Regions from separate parts of the Homo sapiens genome. Here region 1 is linked to region 2. The links are chromatin contacts, found by POLR2A ChIA-PET in ENCODE. All regions are on one chromosome and are shown on one strand. Each heading gives the region's core, a stretch centred on a gene start or an enhancer-like site at or near the end of the contact. The rest is flanking DNA. Distances are from core to core; before and after follow the strand shown. Region 1 overlaps TAF3 (TATA-box binding protein associated factor 3). Region 2 holds the start of TAF3 (TATA-box binding protein associated factor 3).

Region 1 (7,473 bases), core at 2,795-5,294, 110 kb after region 2:
GTGAGCTAATTGATATTGTTACACTATAGCGGAATTACCTTAATCCTGCACCTTTAGGTAACTGAGTGGGCCACATAAATGTGTTTTTCATGTAGTTTTACCTTTTGTGTCAAAAAATGCCATTTTAATGCATTTATGGAAATCTTCAAATTGTGTCATAGTTTTTATGAATTTCCTAACTAGAGTATTTCAAACATATTTTGCCTGTTGACTCAAGGGTGTCATTATCAATAATAATTACTGTAATTCCTAGGTGGGCCAGTGAAGCTTGTAGGATTGCCCTTGTGTTAATAACCATGAACTGTTGTGTTGGCGATTTAGAACAGATAAGGATGAATGTTGTAATGGTTTTTCTATTCCTTCTGGGGTTGTCTGTCATTCTACTCACGATGATCTAGGTAATGGCCTAAGACTGGGGCCCTTTCTCTTATCAAGTAATGCAGTGGACTTGTAGCTGTCATTTAGCAGCTTTTGTTTTCAGGTTCAGAGAGCTATATTCTGAAATACCGAGACTTCTTGAAGACTGACCTCTGGAGAAGTAGGCATATTATAAAGTAGGTTACACTGTGTAGTTGAAAGCATTGTGCTTATGTCAAAATTTTCATCTCCACAGAAGAATTTTTTTTAAGTGTTCTGCATTTGCCCCTACTGTTAGAACTGGAGTCTTGAAGAGAATATTTATTCTTTTGTTGCAAAGCAAAATTAGCAGAAACTTGAATTTAATGTAATAACAGTATTTTAGGTTTGGTTTTTAAGGGAGGTTTTTGCCTTCCAGACTGTTCTCTATCCACTTAGAAGGATTTAATTTCTAAATATTAGAAAATGTTTTATACAAAGACAGGTCTTCAACTATACTGTACTATAGTTATACTATAACTAGAATTATGAAAATCTCTTCATTTGTGTTAATTGAGAGAAGTAGTTTATTTTTTTTGTTGTTTTTTTTTTGGTAATAGTCTTCTAAAATCTATTAATAGACTACCATTATCAATTCAGTTCTTTACAGTTAAGGAATGATTGTGTGAAGTAAGATACATACAAGGAAGTAGTACCTCTGGATGGTAGGATTATGGATGTTTTTGTTTTTGTTTGTTTTTTGAGATAGGGTCTGGCTTTGTCAACTAGGCTGGAGTGCTCCTGATCTTGGCTCACTGCAGCCTCCATCTCCTGGCTTCAAGTGATCTTCCTGTCTCAGCCTCCAGGTTAGCTGAGACTACAGGCGTGTGCCACCACACCCGGCTAATTTTTGTGATTTTATAGACAAACTCCTGGACTCAAGTGACCTACTCACCTCAACATCCCAAAGTGCTGGGATTGCACGTGTGAGCCACCGTGCCTGGCCCTATATATTTTTTAATGTTCACATTGCTTATCTGTATAAAATATAATAAGGTTACATTATTTAATCAACATTACCAATAAATAAGAATATGGAGTACTCTTTCTGCTCATTTTAGATCTAGGCTTTAATTTTACAGTGGTTCTAAAGTGGTAAGATGGAAAAAAAAAATGTCCAGGCATGACAAGAAAAGAGAACAGTAAGAGTAGGTCCAAGTAAGAAATTACATGTCTGTATAAGTATTCAAGATACAGGCTAGGGCCAGGCGTGGTGGCTCACACCTATAATTCCAGCACTTTGGGAGGCCAAGGTGGAAGGATTGTTTGAGCCCAGGACTTCAAGACCAGCCTGGGCACGATAGGGAGGCCCTGACCCTACCAAAAACAAAATAGCAAAGTGGGGTGGCACACACCTGTGGTCTCAGCTACTTAGGAGCCTGAGGCGGGAGGATCACTTGAGCCCAGGGAAGTCAAGACTGCAGTGAACCGTGATTGTGGTACTGCGCTCCAACCTGGCAACAGAGTAGCACCCTCTCAAAACAAACAAACAAAAAGATACAGCCTAAGAGAAATCCTAAAAGGCCAGCAGTTACATAAGCAAGATACATATGTAGGTAAGAGGTGGGTGGGTAGAAAGGGAGGAAAAAGAGAAATACTTACTTGAATTATATATAACAAATTCTTAATCATCCATGAATAGGTTATTAGTGAGTAATGCTAAATGTCAGACCATTTAGTATATAGACTCGTACAGCCCTATTTCTAGAGTAGGGAGTACAAATTGATTTTTCTGCTCCTCTAACACAATCTTCTGGAACAAAAGGTAAATGTATATGTTCAGTGCCTTTCTAAAGCTATAAGGAGTGCATTAAACTACAGTACAATTGCTTCTTTTTGTTTAGTTAATGGGAACTTAATTCTATATAGTAGCTGGCAGTCAAATTTATTTTATGTTGGACACTAAGGGAAAAGTACCTGAGTACAGTCATCAATATTTTTAAGCGCCATTTGATCAGAGTAGGTCATGTATTCCCTAAGAAATAGAATCCAGGTGAGAAAATAATTTTGATTAATTTATAGTCAGCAGTTCTATAGATATACTCGATACTGGTATCCATTTTTTTTTCTGTTATCACTACAAAAGTAGCAGAGGATATTGCTATCTATAATATATATTTTTTATACTTTTGTATATAAAAATATAAGGGCTTATATTTTTGTAGCACCTATAAGATGTTACTATCTCTAGAAGGAAAAGGATCTTTATAAGTCCCACAAGTTTGTCTTTCCAGAATTGTTTCTACCAAATCTGTGCTGCACACTATAAATAGAACAAGAAGAACTTAATTTGACTCTACAGTACCAGTGAAGTCTGTTGCCATCTGATGCCAGTAAAAGCATCTAATACTATAATAATAGTAACATTGCCTGGTGTTTTTAATTTTTGCTTTATTTAGATATTATACTTGATTAATCCACCTGCATGGTAGTCAAAATGCATCGAGTGTTTAATATGTATCACATTATCTCATTTAATTCACCCCTCATAATAACTCAGAGTCAGTTTTGTTATTATCTTCATTTTACTGATGATGAATGAAGTCACCGTGAAGTCAGGTAACTTCTGTGTGTGCTACTGCTGATCAATGGCAAACTTGGTCCTTGAACCCCAAGAAACTCTGTTCCTAACCACTATGCCATATTTATTTTCCTGCTGACCCTGAAATTCATTATGACAGAGTCCCCTTACTATTTTCCCCTGCGATAGATTTTCCATGGATACTTGAAATTCTTGTTAATTGTGACATTGCATCTCGGGGAATTTCAGCCCATCATTTAAGTCTGGTAGACCACAGGGACAGATTCTCAATATTCTACACTTCTGACATAATGAAACTGTAAAATAAACAGACCACAGATTTTCATGAAGGTTCTAAAAGCAAGAAAATGGTAATTATACCTTGAAGAGTCTTAAATGGATTTCTTAGATAAAAAGCCCATGTTATGTTTTCAAATCTCATTGTATGTTCTGCAATTTTATTACGTAAATTAGTTCTGGGTAGTCAATCAGGCAACAAGTATTAATACTGAGTGCTTATTTCATTTAATCCACAAACATTTCTGGGCAGTTAACTATATGTAAAGGACTAGATATACAAATGACTGACAGTTCCTACCTGCTCAAAGTATTGTTTTGTTGTCTTTGGCCTCATGGATAAGACAAAAACAGAAATGAATTCATTACAATGTAATGTGGCAGATGAAATAATAGAAATGTACTGGGTCTTGAGGAGTACAAAGTGCTAGAGATACGCAACCAGAATATATTTTCCTATAATTACTTTTATTCAAGCAAATTATTATACCACCCTATATAGAGATACAGAAATGCAGAGATCCCCTATGGATTTATGTTTTAGTTACTTCTTGGAAAAACTGAGTCTTAGAAATTTAACTCGGAGCATATTCAATACTGGGAGTATAGTCACTGTTTTAAAAAGTAAAAGGAGGTGAACATGCTACCTCTATCAGTCAGTGTGACAATTGATCCTATTTAAAATATTATAAGGAATGACCTGTGCACTAAAGGGTAGTGTCAGTTTTCACCTGGGCAGATAATTCTCTTTTCCCCGCTTCTTGGAAAACACAAAAATCTCATGGAATACTGTGTGTACAGTCCACCACAGAGAGGGAATGGCATCTCAACTAGCTAGTGTTCCAGCAGATAGCACACATGCCGGAAGTACTGATTCAGTGTTTTTTACAGCAAATATCCAAAGGTCAAGAGACAGACTGAGAGAAAGAGAAGCAGGGTGTGAGAGAGGGAGGAGAGAGATTGATTATGAGTCTGGGGTCATGTTTTAAATGAGTAACCAGAATCACCAGTCAAAACAAAGCATTCCTGTATTCTCTAACTTGAAGTACTCCCAATGTAAAGATCAGTTGTGTTAACCCCATTCTTAGTCCAAAATACAAGTGTGTAGCTGACGTTGATTTATGTTCCACTTAATTTTTTTTTTTTTTTTTTTTTTTTTGGAGAGAGGGTCTTGCTCTGTCATCCAGGCTAGAGTGCAGTGGCACAGTCGTGGCTGACTACAGCCTCGACCTCTCAGGCTGAAGCAGTCCTCCCACCTCAGCCCCTAGAGTAGCTGGTAATACAGATATGCACTACCACACCGAGCTAATTCTTAAATTTTTTTGTGTGGACGGGGATCTCAATATATTGCCCAGCCTGGTCTTGAACTCCTGGGCTCGAGTGATCCTCCCGCCTTGGCCTCCCAAAGTGCTAGGGTTACAGGCGTGAACCTCTGTGCCCAGCCTGTGTTCCACTTAATATTAAATGAGCAAGACTAGAAGGAAACCCAATTCTGCCTAAATCCTTATAGTTGGATATAATAGCCTACTGCCTTAAAAGAAGGGGGGATAAGATAAAGCAAACAAAAAAAAAAATACCTGGCTACTTTGAAATAAGTAGGTATTATATTCTCTTCAAGATTACCTTTATATTTCATGTTATTGAAACAGTTAACATGTACATAGAAATTCACTGTAGGAATGCAAACGCTATGGCATTTTGCTTTTTAAAATGTCAGCTCACTGAACATACAAGTGTTTACATGAATTAAATTCCAGATCAGAGGCACATAGTGGAAAGAGTTAGATCACATCTTGCTCACTCTGCATCTCCCCAGAGCAGTAGCTTCATGCATGGCACCCACCTGAGGAAGGGAAATATCCAGTGTGGAGCCAAAGGCTGCACGACGAGCTCTGATGCAACCATTGGTGACACTTCACTTGGGCTATTGGACAGCAGATGTGTGACTGAAGGTGACTGTTTCAGTTGTGATAACATCTTCAAGGGAGTTTCTGTGCTGGGTTTCCTGTCTCTCCTTCTCATCCTGTCTTTCCCTCCTCCCCAAATCCAAGTAGAAAGAAAAGTAGGACAGTATTCACAGTGGTGAAGTGATAGTGAAAATGTCCTCAACGTTTGCACATGCACATATACACATCAGTGCTGTCTTTCATAGGTCTCTAGTGATGATTCTTTCTGCTGTAATCCTCAATTCTCAAAGGGGCAGGGAACAAAAGAAAAAAGCCCATACAGAAAAAGAATGTACAATATATAGACTATGAAATTATGGAAATCATCTTAAGCCTGTTCTTTGGCTATTATAATATTGGAGAAGAAAACATGTTTTATGGATTCAAAGATGCACGTTTTCCCCCCGATTTTAGCATTTCTGAAATCCAGATGCATCTCACAGTCACTGCCTGGCAGCTGTCATGACATGGTCGTCACCGCCTGCACACATGCACCGAAACCTGCAGAATGAGTGTCAATGGCTTGTAGGAAAATCCCAGAGATGCTCATTGAGCACAAAATGCCACCTTTCTAACACTCTCGATAGCGTAGAGATTGATACTGTGAGGCAAGGCATGAATTCTGACAACTCAAGGTTGAAAAATCATTCGGAAGAATTAGAAACTGAAAGGAAAGAACTTTTAGGACTACCTTAACCAACTTACTTCACTTTTTTTTAAATGTATGGATGAGCGATCTATTAAGAAAATCTAAGTAAGTGTTCAGTTAGTCTAAAATAAAATCCCTAAGTGATAAAAATGCATTGTCAGAATTTAATTGGCAGGAGTTTTTTCGTTAATGGCACGTAAAATAAGTGTGTCTTATAATTGATGACATCTTAGATTCAATGAAATGTGGTAGGCATTCCGTCCTTATATAAAAATCTTAATGTCCTTCCATTCTTTTATCTTACTGTTATTTATTTATTTATTTATTTATTTGAGACAGAGTCTTGTTCTGTCACCCAGGCTGGAGTGCAGTGGCACGATCTCAGCTCATTGCAACCTTTGCTTTCCAAGTTCAAGCGATTCTCCTGCCTCAGCCTCCCAAGTAGCTGGGATTACAAGCACCCGCCACCACGCCTGGCTAATTTTTGTATTTTTAGTAGGGACGGAGTTTCACCGTGTTGGCCAGACTGGTCTTGAACTCCTGACCTCAAGTGATCCACCTGTCTTGGCCTCCCAAAGTGCTGGGATTACAGGTGTGAGCCACTGCACCCCACCTCCCTTCCTTTAATATTTAAAAGTACTATGATATAGAGCAGTAATAATTGCAGTTGTAAACATCAAATGCGATCAGTTTACTAACTAATCTATTCATTTCAAAAATATTCATTGAGCCCCTCCCATGCGGCAGGCATGTTCTAGGTGCTGAAAATACATCAGTGAATAAAACCAAAGTCTGTACCGTCATGAAGCTTTGTCTGGGGGAAAAAACACATAAAACAATAAATATTAATAAATACTAAGAAGAGGCTGGGCACAGTGGCTCATGCCTGTAATGCCAGCACTTCTGGAGGCCAAGGACGGTGGATCACTTGAGGTCAGGAGTTCAAGACCAGCCTGGCCAACATGGTGAAACCGCATTTCTATTAAAAATACAAAAATCAGCTGTGCGTGCTGGTGCGCGCCTGTAATCCCAGCTACTCAGGAGGGTGAGACATGAGAATCGCTTGAACCTGGGAGGCAGAGGTTGCAGTGAGCCAAGATCGTGCCACTGCACTCCAGCCTGGGCAACAGCAAAACTCTGTTTCTAAATAAATAAATAAATAAATAAATAGAAGAAAAATAAAGCGGCCAGGCGCGGTGGCTTATGCCTGTAATCTCAGCACTTTGGGAGGCCGAGGCGGGCAGATCACGAGGTCAGGAGATCGAGACCATGGTGAAACCCCGTCTTGACTAAAAATACAAAAAATAGCCTGGCGTGGTGGCGGGCGCCTGTAGTCCCAGCTACTCAGGAGGCTGAGGCAGGAGAATGGCGTGAACCCGGGAGGCGGAGCTTGCAGTGAGCCGAGATCGCGCCACTGCACTCCAGCCTGAGTGACAGAGAGAGACAACGTCTCAAATAAATAAATAAATAAAGCAAGCAAGCTAAAGCTAAGTAGAGGGCCAGAGAATACTGGGGGGTTCATATTTTAGATATTCAGGGAAGGGGGCTCTGATAAGTGAGAATTAAATAGGGACTTACGGGAATCAGGGAGAGGCCCTACAGGTCCACTGGGGAAGCACATTCCAAAGAGAGGAAGCGCAGATTCCAGGCCTTGAGGCTGAAGA
Region 2 (7,613 bases), core at 1,583-4,082:
GCCATCTACCTGCCTTGGCCTCTCAAAGTATTGAGATTAAAGGCATGAGCCACTGTGCCCCACCAAGTCAATGACTTCTGTGATGCTGGGTTCCCAATAAGTAGATGACACAGGGTGGAGACTGGGGTTTCTCCACTTACATCACTCCCAGGGACCCACCTGGGAAATTGTTCTTCCTGTCCTGCCACTCTGGGTTCTCCAGGTTTACAGATCCCATTTCCAAAAGGGGGAATGCTTTCACCAGAGGACCTAGCAGGAGTCCCACTGAAACATTAGCTACAGTTGCTGCCTGGGCACTTCCACTGAGACTGCAGCTAAGAGAGGAGTCATCTTTAGGAGGGGGATGGGCTCCTATTACAGAGTGGGAGGCAAGGTGGAGTGTTTGGTTTCCACATGGTCTGTTTGGGTGCCTCTTGCCCAATTTTGGGTATTCTCTTCCCCAGTTCTGATGGTACAAGGACGAGTTCAGCAGCCACAGTCTGAAAAGGGCCTGGAAACCAGGGGCTCAGACCTGCACATGAGGGTCTGCATCATGCCACCAAATAAGCTACTGAGACCAGAAGTGAGAGAAATGTAGGCCTGAGGAGGAGAATACTGAGTATCAGCTGAGGCCTGGCTGCAGCAGTCGGGGCTCTAATTTGTCTCCTGACCTTCCTCTTTAATGTTTTCCCCAGGGAAAGGGCCCCCTCCAGAATCCTGGAGGAGCTGTTCCTCAAACCAAGAAGTGTCTCTGAGGGTAAAATAGATGAACTGTGATGAATGCTCTAATCCACTGCTCAGAGCCCCCTCAGGACTGAAGGACTTCAGCTGTCCTTGGAATTGAATGGACTCAGCTGCAGTGTTCCTTTGCCTGAGAGCACACACCCTTTCCCAGGTAGCCCTCATGCAGTGACCTGTTCCTATGGGAATATAAAGGTCCAGTCTTCTTGTTTGGATTCAGGGAAGCTCTGAAGGGCCACTCCAGCTTCTGCACACTATGGCATTGGCTTGGCTGAGGCTTTCTTGCCAAGGAATTCACTGCACCCTGGCTTTCACTCCTTCCCCCAAGTCCCAGGAGGATCCCTCAATGAACTTTCTGCAGGCTCATCTCTATTTCAGAGTTGACTTCCTGGGGAACCAAGCCTGTGACATATGGTCTTGTGTATAGTTATGTGGGGGAATGTTCTTGTTTTGGGGTGATACATGTCGAGGTGTGGTGGGGTTAAGTGTCATGAAGTTTGCAGCTTATTTTCAAACTGCTGGAAAAAAAATACCTGCGTGCATATATAAATACAAAATATATAGTAAATTGGCAAAATGTTAACAATTGGTGAATCTAGTTGAAGTGTACACGTGAGTCTATGATTTTGTTTCAACTTTTCTGTAGGTTTGAAATTTTCCGAAATAAAATCCCCTCCCCTATACACAGAAAGGCAAATGAAGAGGAACAAACACCCAGGGTGGCGGCGGTAGCGGGACAGATTTGTGAAATCCAAGGCGCAAGAGAGTTTCAATGTTACAGAAGCGTTCAACATTATCAAATAGCTACAAAATAATCAAGTACGGCTAGGACTGAAAAATGTCTCATAGATTTAGCAACACAATGTTCCTGATAACTTGGGGACAGAGTGTCCAGGGAGTAAATGCAGGCACCTTGCCCTTTAGTACCTTGCTTCTCTGCAGATCGTCATTTAGCTGAAGAACCATAATTTCAGTTCTATTATTGAGTTTCCCAGACTTTGAAAAATGTGAATATCATGTTCAAAGTTCTGGAATAGTCCCTGTCGGAGGAATATAGAGCCACTCATAAACTCGCAATTTATTGGAGGAGCACATAAACTAAATACACTGTGATAAGTACAGAAGGGCATATTTAAGAAACCGCATAGTTCAGCCACTACAATCGGGCGACCTGCAGGCTGAATCTAGACTAACCGTGGGATCAGTTTGGCTTTTGAGATGTGTTCCCAATTCTGTATTTAAAAATCAAGATATTTATCCCTAAATCCGATTTCTGGCAATACTTGGATGGAGCTGGGAGAAGGCTCTGGGGTAGGCAACCGTTCCCAGGACACTCGGCCTGCGACACCGGTTTAAGGCTCGGTTTGGCCTCTGTAGGCAGCCGAGGTCCCCATCCCCCGATAGGTCACAGCCGCGATGCTCAAATCGCACACTATAGCCCACAGGCAGCTTACCTGTTTTTTTTAAAAAAAAAAAAAAAAAAAAAGTTTTATTGGAACCAGGGCTGGGATTAGAATGACATGAGTGAGTCAGGAGTTTATGGCATGGATTTGGATTTTTTTAAAAAAACTGTTAAAATATTATCGATCTTGATGACTGAGTTTTTTGAGGCCCCCATTAATTTGGCACAGAGTCCTCCTAGTTCCTGCCCTATTGCGAAGGGCTTTGAAGGGCATGCGGAACAGCTTGGACTTTATTTAATCTTTGCAGTGGCAAGCAGCTCAATACACAGATTTTTAGCTGAGGCAACACCAGCGCAGGTCTGCGTTTGGCGAGCTCCGTAAGTTCCCACGCCCCAAACTTCTCTCTAGCACATAACTCTCTAATATGACTAACGTTATTAGTGCTAACTCTCTAACCTGTCAATGTCGTATCCCAGATCCCTCGTTTGCCTCTAAAACACTGGCGTTTTCGTCACCGCTGTCCCCCAGGTGAGCGCCCCAGCACCTGCCGCCCTGGGCGCCTCCTCCACCTGCGCGCCCCACGCCCGCTTCCGGCCGGCTTCCAGGCCTCAGAGGCGATCCCGAGGAATCGTTCCGCTCCCAAGGGGCGGAGCTTTCTCATCGCCGCGCTCGGCATTCGGCTTATGCTGCCTCGCCCCGGCGGCCGTCCAGCGGGAGGCGGAGCGAGTCCAAAATGGCGGCTCTCAGGCTGGCGCGCTCCGTGCTGCTGGGGCTTTGAGGTGGTCGCCGGGGGTCCGGGGGACCCTTTCCCCGCCGCGGAAGCCCTAGAGGATGAATCGGGGACCCTGCTAAGGTCTGGCGGCGGGGCTGGAGAGCAGTGGCAGCAAGGGCTGCGGTGGCGTCCACGCAGCGGGATGTGCGAGAGTTACTCCAGGTCGTTGTTGAGGGTCTCGGTGGCGCAGATCTGCCAGGCGCTGGGCTGGGACTCGGTGCAGCTCAGCGCCTGCCACCTCCTCACGGACGTGCTGCAGCGCTATCTGCAGCAGCTGGGCCGGGGCTGCCATCGGTACTCTGAGCTCTGTGAGTACCGGGCTGGGTGCGGGAGGGCTGCCCCGGCAAGTCAAGGGTGACACCTTCGCTCTCCCTGTCCCTCCGCGTCCCCGGGGTGTGCATCCCGCACCCCGCCTCGAGATCTGCTGTTTCCTCGGCCTCCCACGTCCCTGGGCTTCCACTGCCGCTCCAAACTCTAGTCATCCTTCGGGTGCCTCTTCCTTATCCGCTAACTTCCCGCCACCAGCCCGGGAGTCGGGTCTTCGCTCCCAGCTCCACACCCTCCTACCGCTCCTCCGCTCTGAATTGTGTCTGGATCTCTCTCATTGTCTCCTGTTTGCTGCGGGTAGATCCACCCCCAGCGTGCCCTACACCCTCTTTTACCTCGGTCCTTTTTCTCCCTTGCCCGCAAACTACTACAACTAGTTGTCACAGGCGCTCCGTCTACCGGCCGTTTCTTACAAGACTGGCCATTCCTGGGCTCCTAACTACATAGACTCGTTGACAGCTCTGCTCCGTTAGGGACACTGCCTCGTCTTTCTGTATCTGTTCGTTTCGTGAACGACATCTCCATTTACTGTTTTTCCAAGGCTGACTTTGTCAGTTTCGCTGATTAGATGTACTTTCACTTACGTCTCGGTTACCAGTGAGATGTCAGTGGCTATCGAAGTAGGATAGAGGGACCGTGGGCAGTTGACAAGATTCTCCAGGTAATCTGGGCTACAGTACTTATGAGTTTTAAATGAATGTCTGGTAATATCTATAGCTAGTGGTATTTAATAATTTAATGGAAGGAATGGAATATTTTAATAGAAGCTCCACATTATCTTGTTGATGTGAAGCATTGTATGTGTGTTTGTTGAGGAGAGGAAACTACCACTCATTTTAGTTTCAAGTCATGATGTTTAAGGTGGTGAGCTGGAGAACTGAATGAAGTGTTTCATAGGATATTTTGTTTTGTTAAAGTGGTTCCTATACTGGAAAATTGAGACTCACAGACACACGCTGTATTTCTTAGGCCCCAAGTTTCGTTCCCGCTTCCACAGGGCTGCCAAAATAATCTGTCCATAGCACAGATCTGATCCTGTCATTATTCTTAAAAACATTTTAACTATACTTCGTTGGTTACAGGCTAAAAATCGAAACTCTTAGCAGTACACAGTTCCCTTTGTGAGCTAGCATTTTGCTTACCTTTTGCCAGCCTGCCATGCTAATCTGCGACCACGCTGAGCTACCTGCCTTTTCCAAAATGTTTTAAGCTGTCCATTCCTACATGCGTGCTGTTTCTTACCTAGAGTGTCCTTTGCCCGTGGCCCACCAATAGTATTACTTTTATTTTCAGATGCACTTATCACTTGCTCTAGGGAACTCATGTTATCTGCTTTCATAATTCTGTGCATATTTCTTTTATATTATTTGTCATCTTGTTTTGTAATCACCTGTGTATGTCTCTTTCCCCTCTCCAGGAGAAAAATTGATTATATTTGTATTCTGTAACCTGTAGGGCCATTATATAATAGGCACCTGAGAAATATTTGTTGAATAAATGAATGAACTGATAAACCACTACCCTAAAAGCCACTTATTGACTTTACATATTGAGTTCCAAAAATGTATATGTTTTGAATGCTTGATTTCACTGATACTTCTATTACTCTTCTTCTTTTGAGACAGGGTCTCACTCTGTCGCCGAGCGTGGAGTGCAGTGGTGCGATCTTAGCTCTCTATAGCCTCGAACTTCAGGGCTCAAGTGATCCTCCCGCCTCAGCCTTCCAAGTAGCTGGGACTACAGGGATACGCCACCATGCCTGGCTAATCTTTTTATTTTTTGTAGAGATGTGGTCTGGTTATATTGCTCAGGCTTGTGTCAAACTCCTGGGCTCAAGTGATCCTCCTGCCTCAGCATTTCAAAGTGCTGGGATTACAGGCATGAGCCACCATGCCCAGCTCACTGATACATCTGAATGTGGAACCACAAAGTAATATGCGTGCATTTTTATCTTGAAAGTACATCACCAGCTGACTACTCTTCTGGCTTTTGTTTCTTTTTCCTCTGGCCTCCGCTGCAGTGGTCCTTGAGTATACCGTTAGTGATAGGCTAGGCTAGGCTAGGCTAGGCATAGTCCAGATTATGTTTGCTACCATGTATCTTTAGATATTCAAAATGTCTCCTGAATACATAGTTACCTTTACTGCCATTTATACAAAACAGAAGGGAGCTGCCACTCTATGTGACTAGGTATTCCAAAGTCATCCAGGGGTCACTGCAGCTCTTCAGTGTAAACCTTGTTCCTAATTACCAAGTTTCCGTAGCCAGTTTCTTGGTTTCAGTGAGAATGAGATTGTCAGGTTCATTATTCCCACGTAATTTGGTGACTTTTTTTTAATGCTAATTTTGGTATACTTATTAGATATTTTTAGATTCTTTTTTCTATACCAGCCTTATTCTAAAATCAAATTCTGTAGCTCCAGGTTACCACTATGGAATCTTGTATTCCACCCCTTTAAATCCTTTCTGTTGTTTTAACAAACACTTACTGAGCATCACTTACGAACCAACCCCTGTACTAGGCATTGGAGACATAAAATTACTAAGATACAATCCCTGACCATAAGGTGTGTTCAAGAGTTCCAGAATGTCAGGAAACAACAAACTGATGGTGTTTGTTTCTTCTAAAAGAAATGTTCTCAAGTTAAAGCAAGTATTAGAAGTTACCATTAATTCAAATAATGAACAAATAATGAACTTAAGAATTGCCTTAGGGTAACAATGTCTCCAAGCATTCAAGGGCAGATGTCTCTGTCGGTGTCACATTATATGTTAAATATGTTGGCATGTACTGAAAGCAGGTGCTAAATCTTTCAGACTGACTCTTCAACACTAGTACTGTAATATTTTTTTGCATGGTACAGGGAGTAAATGTAAAAGGGATAAGAGGAGAGATGGCTGTAGGCTATAGATTCTGGGGTAGGATTACTTCACAGAAAAGATAAGATTTGAGTTGAGCTGTGAAGTATGGTTGTATAAAGGTATAGAGTATTCCAGCTTAGAGAATCACATAAACTAAGCTGTCCAGGTGAGATTAAGCATAATAAAAGTACCAGTAAGGTGTTCAGCTCCCTATGCAGCTAGTTCATTCCAAGGGTGTCTGAGTAAAATGTTCAACAGAGTGAGATCAGGTTATGGAAGGACTTGAAAGCTAGACAAAAGAATTAAAACATGTAGTAGAAAACATTGCATACTCCTAAGTAGGGGAATAGTATGATTAAAGTGGTATTTTAAGAAAATTGTACTGACAGTGATGTGCATAAGAGATTGAAGTGGGCAGAACTTGAGACTATACTGAGATAGTGACAGTAAGAATAGAGAGAAAGGAAAAAAATCTGAAATCATGGTTAAAAAAAAAAAAAAAAGGTGGCCGAAGGGGACGGGGACAGGGTTAGAAACTACCAGGTTTTGGTTTGAGGCTGCAAAGCATATGGAGGAATTTAAGATTATTATATTTTTTAGACTGAGAGAGTAATAATAGCTTTAATAGGAATAGAAGAGATGAAATGCCTGTTTACATTCAGTAAGAAGAAGAGTATTCGTTTTATTTATTTTCTTTTTTTAATGCATCACAGAAGTAACCCATACTTATAGAAAAAAAAAATCAAAGACTGCAGAAGTATGTGGAGTTAGAAGTCAGTCTCCTGCTTCCACCACAGCCCTCGCCTCTACTGCAGCTTCCACCCCTCGAACTGTTAACCATTGGCTGAATATCCTTCCAGAGGTTTCTGTATGCATTACTACACATGCGTCCAATTCTAGCAATATTTGGATTCTTTTTCATTTTACAGTGTGATTTAATTTCAGACATACTGAGTTTGAAGTGATCAAATTTCAGGATTTCAGTTAAAAAGTCAGGATTTCAGTTAAATCCTTTAGGCTATTGAAAATCAGAAAATGGAATTTTCATAGACATTTTTAAAGATGTAGAGACCTTAAGCTCTGCTAAGAATAGGCATAAGAAAAACTTGCTTTTGTAAAGAAAAAAATCTCTATATCTAACTTTTTATCTCTGTTTTATGTGGTGTTTTCTAATTACATTTGAAAATTTATAGATAAATTATCTTTATGGCTAGGCATGTTGGTGGTGCACTGGTAGTCCCAGCTACTCAGAAGGTGAAGGTAGGAGGATGGCTTGAGCCTGGGAAGGTAAGGTTGCAGTGAGCCATGATTGCCCTTCTGCACTCCAGCCTGGGCAGCAGAGTGAGACCCTGTCTCAAAAAACGAACAAAAACCAAACTTTTATGATCTAAGCCTTCTTTGTAAATATTCTTAGATTTTAAAAATTGATTTAATGGTATAATTCATTCAATAGGTATTTATTGAGTGCCAGCTATGTGCCAGCCACTGTTTAAGATTCTGCAGATGCATCAGGGAACAACAGAGGAAAT

The links. ChIA-PET counts read pairs that join two places held with the same protein, here RNA polymerase II (POLR2A).
Region 1: POLR2A ChIA-PET joins it to region 2 with 10 read pairs in HepG2. The contact joins the enhancer-like site here to the promoter of TAF3 in region 2. POLR2A ChIA-PET finds 5 or more read pairs at or near these places in 4 of 52 experiments (Caco-2, HEK293, HepG2 and 1 more).

The regions. Positions count from the first base shown.
Region 1 is chr10:7,928,322-7,935,794 of GRCh38, forward strand. All of the region lies in intron 2 of TAF3 (TATA-box binding protein associated factor 3), which reads left to right. Among named protein-coding and RNA genes, the nearest start is that of TAF3, 110 kb to the left of the region's middle. Within about 2 kb of position 4,045, at least 2 of the 41 ENCODE cell types and tissues checked have a DNase peak (open chromatin) inside an H3K27ac peak, as active enhancers do.
Region 2 is chr10:7,815,673-7,823,285 of GRCh38, forward strand. It overlaps TAF3 (TATA-box binding protein associated factor 3), which reads left to right and starts at 2,833. Exons shown (of 7, transcript NM_031923.4): 1 at 2,833-3,203. The coding sequence starts at 3,038. It overlaps LOC105376392 (a long non-coding RNA gene), which reads right to left and starts at 2,691. Exons shown (of 3, transcript XR_001747356.1): 1 at 2,580-2,691. RefSeq lists enhancers at 2,509-3,027, 2,840-2,899, 3,028-3,545.